Linked DNA regions of Homo sapiens: region 1 is linked to region 2. Evidence: chromatin loops called from intact Hi-C (ENCODE). Cell type or tissue: IMR-90. All regions are shown on one strand. Links, peaks and the distances in the headings refer to the core of each region. The heading gives the core; the rest is flanking DNA.

Evidence for each region. Peaks named below come from ENCODE experiments on the same cell type or tissue, not always from the same donor. Only the 100,000 strongest peaks of a DNase experiment are listed, where the experiment ranks them.
Region 1: a loop joins it to region 2, with 2.3 times the contacts of the local background. A loop is called at or near these places in 2 of 110 quality-filtered maps.

Annotation. Positions count from the first base shown.
Region 1 is chr10:6,679,536-6,684,932 of GRCh38, forward strand. No RefSeq gene overlaps it. Among named protein-coding and RNA genes, the nearest start is that of LINP1, 55 kb to the right of the region's middle. In IMR-90, for the core only: no CTCF peak of the experiment used is centred there; no DNase peak of the experiment used is centred there.
Region 2 is chr10:6,783,461-6,788,789 of GRCh38, forward strand. All of the region lies in intron 2 of LINC00707 (long intergenic non-protein coding RNA 707), which reads left to right. Among named protein-coding and RNA genes, the nearest start is that of LINC00707, 6.5 kb to the left of the region's middle. In IMR-90, for the core only: a CTCF peak has its summit at 3,175 (motif pointing right); DNase peaks (open chromatin) are centred at 3,211 and 3,461; H3K4me3 peaks cover 349 bases; H3K27ac peaks cover 1,036 bases.

The sequences.
Region 1 (5,397 bases), core at 143-5,142, 100 kb before region 2:
GAAATGTGGGCATAGCTGAGGGGAAGGGATGGTCTAAATGCCTTCTAGGTGATGGGGGAAAACAACTTGAGCAAAAACAAAAACAACTGAGCTCTCTGAAAAGTTCAATAGCTAATTCTCTCAGTCTCGTGGGTCCTGGCATCAAAATGAAACAAAAGAAATTAGAAAAATTATTGGGAAATGAAAACTTGAGGACCTTATTATCTTAGCTCCACAGAAAATACAGGGTAGTGGTATATAGGTTAATTTCATCAAGAAAAGATAGCAAGATTTCTTGAAATTCAGAAAAAAGCTCATAGTCTTCTAGAATAGTCTAGAATTCACATCACACATACCTCTTCTTCTACACAAGCTTCATTACTGAAAAGAATTGCTAAGCTAGATATTCTTAGACTATTTCTCAGAAATACACTTGATAGAAGAAGCGATAGATCGATAACTGTGTGTGTGTGTGTGTGTGTGTGGAGAGAGAGAGAAATAGTGAAAGTTTAATGACAAATACTTTCATCTGGATCTTTCTTTTAAAGAACACATTTTTACCTTTAACCTGCCAAGAAAATGTTCTAACTCCTAGGGGCTCAATGGTTACTTTTGTTTACCAATGTCAAATTCGACATGTGCTTCTTATGATTTATATCTAAAGTCTAGTGCCATGATCACATTGAGAAAGAAAAAAATACCTTTGAAATAACCAGTTTAAGATGTCCCATGCCGCCAGACCCCCCCACTGTGAAACTCTCCATTGCTTCAAAAAGCTGAAGTTTCTGGTAGAAAAGACATATACTCTTTTCTGGAGAAGTAGCCACTTACATTTTATCCATGAATACAAAACATTTTTTTCATAGTTGATATTGTAGATATTACATAAATTTAATGGGCCCTGAAACTACTGGAAAATCTTTAAGTCATGTTGACTGCTTGGGTGATTTTGGATTCCTTGGCTTGCAAATCTCAGGAACTGTTTTAACAGAGAACAGTAGTGGCTTGTTTTGTGCTAAACCACCCCGACAGCAATTTAGTTGTCATTCAGCTACTAAAGCTTTACTTTATGGCTTTGAAAAACCTGGCTTTCCCTGTTCCATTATCTGCTGAGATAAAATGATATTGGAAGGTTATGACCGATGACAGAATGGCTTCTTTTCCCATCTTTTCTAGCCTCCCCATACGTTGGTCAACACGTGCCTTTTCTCGGCACTGAATGTTTTTAGAATGCTTTGCTTGCCTGCAGGCATTTTATGCTTACGAATTTCGCATCATTTCTTAACCTTCTCTGCATCTGCTTTCAGTCTCCAAAGGAGGCTAGAACGCTGGGTCCTCTGAGTCTACAGCTTCATTGCAGTAAAGAGGATGAGGGTGGGAGGGGGAGAGTACCTCTGGGGGGATTCTAATGCTCACATCCAATCTTGAATTGAGAGCAGTTGCCTGGGAAACAAAACCTCAAAAAATCTCATTTTCACATGCATCTTCAAATCTTCAAATGGCAGGACGTACTTCTGTGTTCAAAGGAAGTCCTCCAAGTCTAAGCGTCCAGCAAGTCGAGATTTATTATCTGCCCAACTCATCTCAGGATTCTATGGATATTTTCTATCACACTGGTAATCAAATAAGAATAACATACATGTGTTAAAAACAGACACAAATAAAAAAGGTTAAACTGGGTTTCTCTGGTTGTGTGAGTTGAGAGGCACCAGGGAATAGCAGAAAGGATTCTGCAATGCAGTCAGAAGACTCATTTTGCAAACATACCTCTAATTGGTAACTTAAATGTAAATTCGCGGTGAGTGCTTGGGCTGTGTGTCACAAATAAGACTCCCAGTCCCTGTTTCTTCATTGGTAAAGAGAAGTTTGGCATGGTCTCGAGATACTCCACTCCCGACCCCACCTCCTAGATCTAATAATTATCTGATCCTTTGGGAGTACCTAAAGGCTGTTGGCATCTTTCTACAAACATTTATTGGATAGTCATGATGTTGCCAATCTAGGGGAACTTCTTTCTATCACCTTAGGTTCTGTAACTGGAGCTTGCAAATCAAACTGATAAAATACAGAGTAACAGGAAAAAACATTTTATTTCAAATGCATGTGGCAGCTTTGCAGAAAAGAAGTGAAATCCCAAAGAAATGGTTAAGTTTGAGAGCTTATATACTATTTTAACAAAGGGTGATACATTGTGAAGAAGTGACAAAAGAAAAGGGGTTTCTAGGTGTGATAAATTGTGGAAAAAATTATATATATATAAAATATATATTATATATAGACAAGGGTTATTTAGTAAGTTTTTTTTTTTAATTCAAACGCAAGTCTCTAGTGATAAGCGTTATGTTGCATGATTAAGAGTCATTCTCCTCTTCCTGGTACAGGAGAGGGAGACGCCTTTACAAATAAAAATGTATTCCCTGTTTTTCAGGCAGAAAGAGGAAGGCCAGAGAATTCTTCCTGTATCTGCTGTTTCTCTAGTGCCTTCAGCTCAAATAATTTTTATGTCAAAGTGGCATATTTAAGGGTGGCATATTCTGATCTTTTTTATTAGCATAGTTCTTTTTTTTTTTCTTTTTCTGGCCCTTTTGTGTTTAGGCTAACTCATTGGTTCATTATTTGATTCATCATGGGCATTAACTACAAAAGAAATTTTGGGGGTAAAACATTAAAGAAAGGTATAATTTTTCAGAGATTATACAAGTTCAAGTGTATTTTTGGGATTTTTTTTCCATCAGAAATACATTCAACAGCAATGTTGATTATGCCACAGAGAATTGTCCTAATGAGTGTGTGTGTCTGCCACCCAAAACCAATGTTTGGAATGGAAATTATGCTTTCCTTCTAAAGGGCAGTATTATATATATATATTTCTTTCTTCAAAAATGTAATCTAGTAACAAGAAAGCTTCATTCTCAGTCTATGGGAGGGAAGTGCAATGAACTGGCTGGTTCCATTGTTACCATGCAACAATTTATTCTGAGCTATATGAACAAAAGACATTCTTCTCAGGGATGGCCTTATTAATCAGTTTATTATTCAATGGGTCAGAATTTGCATTTTGGTGAGTAGTATCGTTTTTATCTCTTCATGTTGCCAAAGTTGTAGTCACATTACAAGAGAGCTCTAAATTAACAGCACAGATATGCAGTTTCTTCAAGAGTAGTTAACTTTATTTCAAATGAATTCTGCTTCCTCTGCCTGGCATTTCTTTACCCGTTATCTCCAAATGTCCAAATTCAACCTATCACTTAAGACCTATTTCAAATGCTGTCTGCCCATCACCTCCTTTGAAGCTTCTCTTCCCTCTTTAAACTGCCATAGGGACAATTTTTTCTATATCGGGACAATTTTTTCTATATCTCTCCTACAGAACATATCACTTTCTACCATGCGTGCCGTTACTTAGTTGTGTGACTTACGTTGTCTACTAAAGTGAAAGCTTCTGAAGATACCATCACAGAGACCAGTACAGGGCCTCGCCCAACATGGTCTCAGTAAATATCTCAAGAATAAATAAAGAGTGGGAAGATGACACAGTGAGTTGACAATCCTTGGATAGCTTAGGCACCCTGTTGATTATGTTTGAAAACTTTTTCTTCACTTATTTTCAATTGGCAGATGCTCACGGGACATGATTTACTGTTAACAACAACTCAAGTAAAATTTAAAATGCAGCACGGTAAATCTTAGGTAACACAACAAATGGTAAAACCAAATGCATAATTTAGTCCAATGTGAGATATAAATAGTTTAGAGGCCATACTCCCATTTTGAACTATTTGTTTGAGTGATCTCTCTATTAGCATGGGGGATAGAAGTCAACCCTTTGTTTATAATATGCAGGTGTGTTGTGGACGGGTAACTGCTATGGAATGAATTGTGTCCTCTCCAAAAATTCATATGTTGAAGCCCCAATTCCTAATATGACTGTATTTGGAGATACAGTCTTCAGAAGGTACCTAAGGTTAAATTAAGTCAGAAGGATAGGGCCCTAACTTGGTAGAATTGTGTCCTTATAAACAGAGCTCTTCCATGCAGGGACACAGTGAGAACACAGCCATCTATAAGCCAGGAATGGAGTCTTCGCCAGAGACCAAATCAGCCGGCACCTTGTTCTTGGACTTTCCAGCCTCTGGAACTGTCAGAAAATATATTCTGTTATGTAAGCTGCCAAATCTGTTGTGTTTTGTTGTGGCAGCCAGAGCTAAGACGGGACTTAAACAGATGAAACCTTTTCACTGGGAGCCAGGTGCAATGGTGTGCACCTGTAATCCCAGTGACTCAGAAGGCTGAGGCAGGAGAATTGAGTGACGACTGGAGTTTGAGGCTGCAGTGAGCTATGATCACGCTACTGCACTCCAGCTTGTGTGACAGAATGAGACTCTGTCTTTTTAAAAAACAAAACAGCAACAAAAAACTTTTCACGTGACTGCTTGCATTTGCTTGGTGAAATGTTTTTGACTGTGAACACCAATAGTATAAACAGGGATTACTTCACATGGAGCCTTTGTAGAGGGAACTCCAGGAGAAAGAAGTCTATGGAAGGGCAGCTGATTATCTGGGCATTTTCACAAATAAACTCTTGAGTTCCCAAAAAATAACCACAGGGACCATTGCTGACATTCAGGGAAGTAAAGTCTTTTCATGGATGTGAAGAGAAAGGATCAATTTCATTATCATCTTACAGTTGCCAAGAGAAATAAGTCATTCAGATGTCATGGTATGTTATAGAGGAAATACTGACAAATGTAAACTCTTAGATCATGGCAATATAAAACGAAATCTGACTGGACACAGTGGCTCATGCTTGTAATCCTAGCACTTTGGGAGGCTGAGGCGGGCAGACTGCCTGAGGTCAGGAGTTTGAGACCAGCCTGGGCAACATGGTGAAATCCCGTCTCTACTAAACAAACAAACAAACAAACAAACAAAAAACTATTAAAAGAATAAATACTGCTAAGCACATTAATAGGGAAAAATATGGAGAACTAATGTATTCCATAGAAAGATGTTTACTCTGTATTTAAATAGAGTGACAATTCATTTTGTATGACACCCCAAGTTTTATTGCTTTTTCAGTCAAAGAGAGTAACCAAAATGTTGACCTTTACAAGTTCCCTACACATTAGGAAAACTTTTCTTGTAAGAAAGATTCTGGCCCTGAGTAGTTGAAATTGCAGAAAATCTGCAAACATGCTGGTCCTGATGTTGGAGACTTCAGTAATTAAAGAGAGGATGTTCTCAAGCCCAGCGCCCTTTCTGCTGCAGAACAGATGGGTCAACACAATATTCTCTTCTTACCAGTATGAAATTATCCAGCTGCCAATTCTACCTGTGGATAGGCTTCAGATTTCCAATATGTTAATATTCTTTTCTTAAAAATAATAACTACTACTCTTCCTGATCTACTTTTTAAGT
Region 2 (5,329 bases), core at 330-5,329:
GATACTATTCCCAGGCTCATGTGAGCTCCAGCTACAGTTCCACTAATCTTTTCATGTGGTTCTTTCTTCCAGAGAAAGAAAGACTCAGGTAGTTTCCTCACATGCATGCTCTGATCAGTGCTCTGCCAAACACTTGAGGAGGATGGCCTGCAGACATCCATAATCTTCTTTTATGCAGCTCTCTCCTTCCCAGTGCTCTCTGCTGTGAACTCTCACCACTCTGATCTCCCCAGACATCATCCTTAACAAGTCAGGGAGTCTGCCAGTTTCTGTCAGAGTTTTCCCTTCTTCACTGTGGTCTTGAATCCCTTTAAGACTACAAGCTGGGGCTTAGCTTTGTTTGTTCTCATCTCTTTCCTTTGATGACTGATGTCCGATGTCCAATATCCAATGTCTCAAAAACCATTGATTCATATTTTGTCTCATTTTTTAGTTGGGGGGGTGGTAAACCTGGCTTCTGTTATTTCATCTCATCTAGAAGCAAAATTTCACAATAGGTTTTTTATAATTAAAAACTGAAAGCAACCTAATAATTCTACCAAGAGAATTGTGTGTATATACAGCATTGTTAGAATGAAAATTCCATTCACATTATTGACAATCCTGTAGGTGAATGTTTATTGATATGTAAATATGTTTATAACCTATCATAAGTGAAAAAAATAAGTGTATGATCAGTTTATTTTGTGTATATATCCATAAATATATACATATACATATACATAAATATCATATTATAAATACCTACACATATACAAACATATACCCATATATATTAGTATTTATCTTTCTATATCTGTTTCTATAAATAATATATACATAAAAGTATACACATATCTATTATGTGCCATAATTCCTACAGAAATCCTCTTGAGTTGGTAAGTATTTTTCTCTCTGCTAATCTTTATTTTGTAATTTTCTACAATAAATAGGTAATATTTCATGATAATAAAATATATAAACATTATTTTGAATTTACTGTTAGTTGATATTCAGTAAAACTACATTACCATATATAATAAAAATCAAGAATAAAATTCTAATTTTAGTTTTATGCTTACTTAAATTTTTTATTTTTTTGAGATGGTGTCTTGCTCTGTTGCCCAGGCTGGAGTGCAGTGGCCCCATCTCGGCTCACTGCAACCTCTGCCTCCCGGGTTTATGCCTCAGCCTACCGAGTAGCTGGGATTACAGGCATGCACCACCATGCCCAGCTAATTTTTGTCTTTTTGTAGAGATGGGGTTTTACCAGGTTGGCCAGGTTAGTCTCGAACTCCTGGCCTCAAGTGATCCGCCCGCCTTGGCATCCTACAATGCTGGGATTACAGGCATGAGCCGCGTGCCCAGCCTTACTTAACATTTGAATACATTTATAAAAACCCTTTCTGATTTGAAACACTTAAATTAAGCACTCTAATAAAGCTTTGATAAACTATTACTGTGTTTCTAACATTGTGAAAATAATGTTTCTTTTCTATAGGGCTATTCATTACCATTAACTAAAGACTCATTAAATATTTGCTTTTAAAGTACTTTTAGGTTTTCTTCTGCACGCTTTCATTAAAATAAAATACGTGAATGAAGAACAAATGTAAAAGAAACTATGATCTTAATATATAAGCTCAGGCCATCTAAGGCAGCAATTACGAAAGGGAAGACTGATAGAAAAAGTAGGATGGAAGAGTGGGAGCATGGCCATTCTGTGGGCTTTAGAGAAGAACACATAACATTCTCTAGGGATTCGCCCCTCCGGTTCTCACTACTCAGCAGCCAGAGCTGATATTCTATCATCAAATAACTAAACAACTCACTCATTTATTTCTATGATACTTTTTTTTTATTATACTTTAAGTTTTAGGGTACATGTGCACAATGTGCAGGTTAGTTACATATGTATACATGTGCCATGCTGGTGTGCTGCACCCATTAACTCCTCATTTAGCATTAGGTATATCTCCTAATGCTATCCCTCCCCCCTCCCCCCACCCCACAACAGTCCCCAGAGTGTGATATTCCCCTTCCTGTGTCCATGTGTTCTCATTGTTCAATTCCCACTTTTAATCCTAGCAATTCTGTTTTTTCATCACTCCTCTTAGAACTGAAGAGAGATGTGTGCAGGTGTGTACATGCATGTTTGTGTGTACAAGTACACACTAGACACAGAGACACAATAACACATCACACATGCACACACACACTCATATACACATATGCACACACAAATCTGCAGGCACACACATATCTACATACACATATGCACACAAAAATACACACACCACACACACACATTACACACATATGCACACAAAAATACACACACCACACATACACACATCACACACATACATATGCACACAAAAATACATGTACCACACGTGCACATATACATAGAAACATCACACACACACAAAACTATACTACAAATATACTACACACACACGCAGATACACATTCATTTCCCACACACACATATGCCCGCAAAATACACACACCACATGCACACACACATTACACATATAAATACCACACACACCACACACTACACACACATATATGCCCACCACTGCACATCACACGAATATACAGCACACACACACAAGCATGTGCAAACACACATATACATCGCACACAAACAAGTACACGCACACACCACACAACATCTAAAGGCTAGAAACCCCCATCTGTGCTGTGACAATGAACACAATCAGAGCTAGGTTTCTATTTACATCCCACTGAGAGAACATCGTCTGAATAGGGATTTTACAGACATTCCTCCAATAGCGTGCTCTGGGGGCGCACAGGGAAATATTTGGGGATAGTTACAGTGAAGCCAGTTTCAGCAGGCCTGTGCTCTGAACTGGGAAGGAAAGGGCAAGTAACAGAAATTCCAAATCAATGCATTTCCCTTCACCTGAGTAAGGGGCCCTGGAATCACTGGATGGGACATTGCGTCCGGGCTCTGATTAGAGCAGTTCATGTTATCTCCACGCCTTTGTTTCATCTTTCTACTACTTTAACAGCTTCCCCTCTCAATGGCCAAGACCCACTAAAAACAATCATCAGAAACAAACTTGTCAAATATATCTAGATGTACAAAGTTTTCCTTTGAGAAGGAGATAAGCCTCTTTCACAAGAGACAATAGGAATATTAAAAGAGAGTCCAAAAGCAAGCCACACGATGGCAGTGTGCGAAACGCTTGCATTTGTGCGTGGGCACGCGCAAAAGCTGTTCAGAAAAGAAGCCTGGGGGCCCTAGGGGGAGGAACTGAATTCTTTATGAAAGAGGGAAGACTTGAGCTGACCTTGAGATGCATTTTAAATCTTTCATTTTTTAAGAAAATATAATCGCATGGCAGAAAACTTTCAAAGTTCAGGGAAAAAATCACTTCATTGCAGCAGTCATTCTCTACATTCTTGGCAGGTTTATTCATAATAGCATGAAAGGAAAACAGCCCAAAGGTCCATGCGCAGCAAAAGGAATAAACAGATTAACAGTACAGTCACACGATGGAATACTAACTCCATAGCGCTAAAAAGGAATGAGTGGATACATACAGCAGCAGGGATTAATCTCAAATACATTAGGCTGAGTAAAAAAAGCCAGACCCAAAAAGTGCATTTATAGGAAGTTCAAGAACAGGCAAAACTAATCTATGGGGATAGGAAGCAAAATCATAGGTGCTGCTGATGTAGGAGACCCCCTGATAGACAGGGGCGCAGGGAACTTCCTAGAATTGACGCTGCATTCCAACTGGGGCATTGGGCAGGTAGTGTATACTGTTGTCAACACTCATACTGTGTGCACTTACGAGCTGAGCATTTTACAGTATGTAGTGTGTAATTATATCACCCCAAATAATTGAATCTATTTTCCTAAAACCTATTACTCAGTGATACTAGTGTTTCACTTGGAATCTATGCATTTTTTTCCTACAATTGAATGTTGATTATTCCAACCTGTACTGCAGACTTGGGGGAGCCAAAGACAAGCCTCTGCTTGATCTTGCTTTCAAGGTCTCTGAATTGAGATCAGACCTTCACGATTCATTCTGTGTGTTCACACAAGGGTAGGGAAAGAGCTCTGGATGGAAAGAGATATTCAAGTTCATGTTACTCTGCAGAGCTCCTGAATCAATGACTTGAGACTAGGCAAGAGAAAAAGAGTCAATAATCTAATAGGTTTACTTTTCTTCAATAAATGGAGGCCACTCTTGATAATAATGACCTCAACTCTATCCTTGTTATCCAGGAATAAAGTGCATCAGCTATACTCTTGAGTAAATGAAACCAGTCTATTGAAAATAATGAATAGAGGCTAGCATTTATTTACTTATTACTGAGCCAAGCAATTCACATGCATTAATCATTTAATCCTCACAATACTCTATGAGGCAGACAATATGAAGACTGTTTTTCCGAGCACAGAAAGGTTAAGTAACTTGCCTAAAGTTGCACAGCTAGTGAGAGGAGAAGCCAGAATCAATGCATTACTTGGAATGAGGACCAGGAAATGACAATGGAATATAGAGGGAAGCGGACAAATGGAAAATAAATAATTAAAACCTCTATTGGACAGGCAATTCAAAGAGACATTGGGTATTATCAAGCAAATACTCATTTGCAGACAATGAAACTGAGGCCCATGAAGGTTACGTGACTTCCCAAGTCATTCATCTAATTAGGAGAGAGCTGGGACAAGAAGCCATATTTTAAAAATCCCAGCTCAGGGCCTTTCTACTACATCAAAAAAAAAAAAAAAAAAAAATTAATTGATTTTTTTTTCACATAATGTCCAATTTTGAAATCTATCCCTGAGGGGATTGTTGGTTAGATATTCATAGTATTATAAAATTCAAGTCTTGGAAACGGCCTGGAAAGATCTTATGGCCGTTGGCTCCAAATTCAAGCAGCATCACACTTAAACCATCCCATCCAGATGAGAATCTTTCCCAGTTTTTAAAGTCTTCCAGATGTATCTCAACTGGATTTTTAAATCTGTTTTCCAGAGCAAAACAGCAGAATTTGGAAAATAACCTAATATGCATAAACCATGAATGGCATCCCCGGAGAGACACAAGCCCAAACCCTGAGCGTCCAGAGCATTTTAATTCGGGATGCAGTGCTTTAAAGCCCTAGGGATTATTTTCAGCAGAATTGACTCTATGAATATGAATTATTCTTCATGTCAGCCTTTTTTTTTTTTTTTCTGAGAAGGAAATCTGATACAAGATTGAATAGGAGAACAAGTAGCAGAATTTAGGGCAATATAAAAGGGCCCTGGAAGGCAGGTGAACACATTTTTCTTCCTTGCCCAGAAAAATGTCAATAG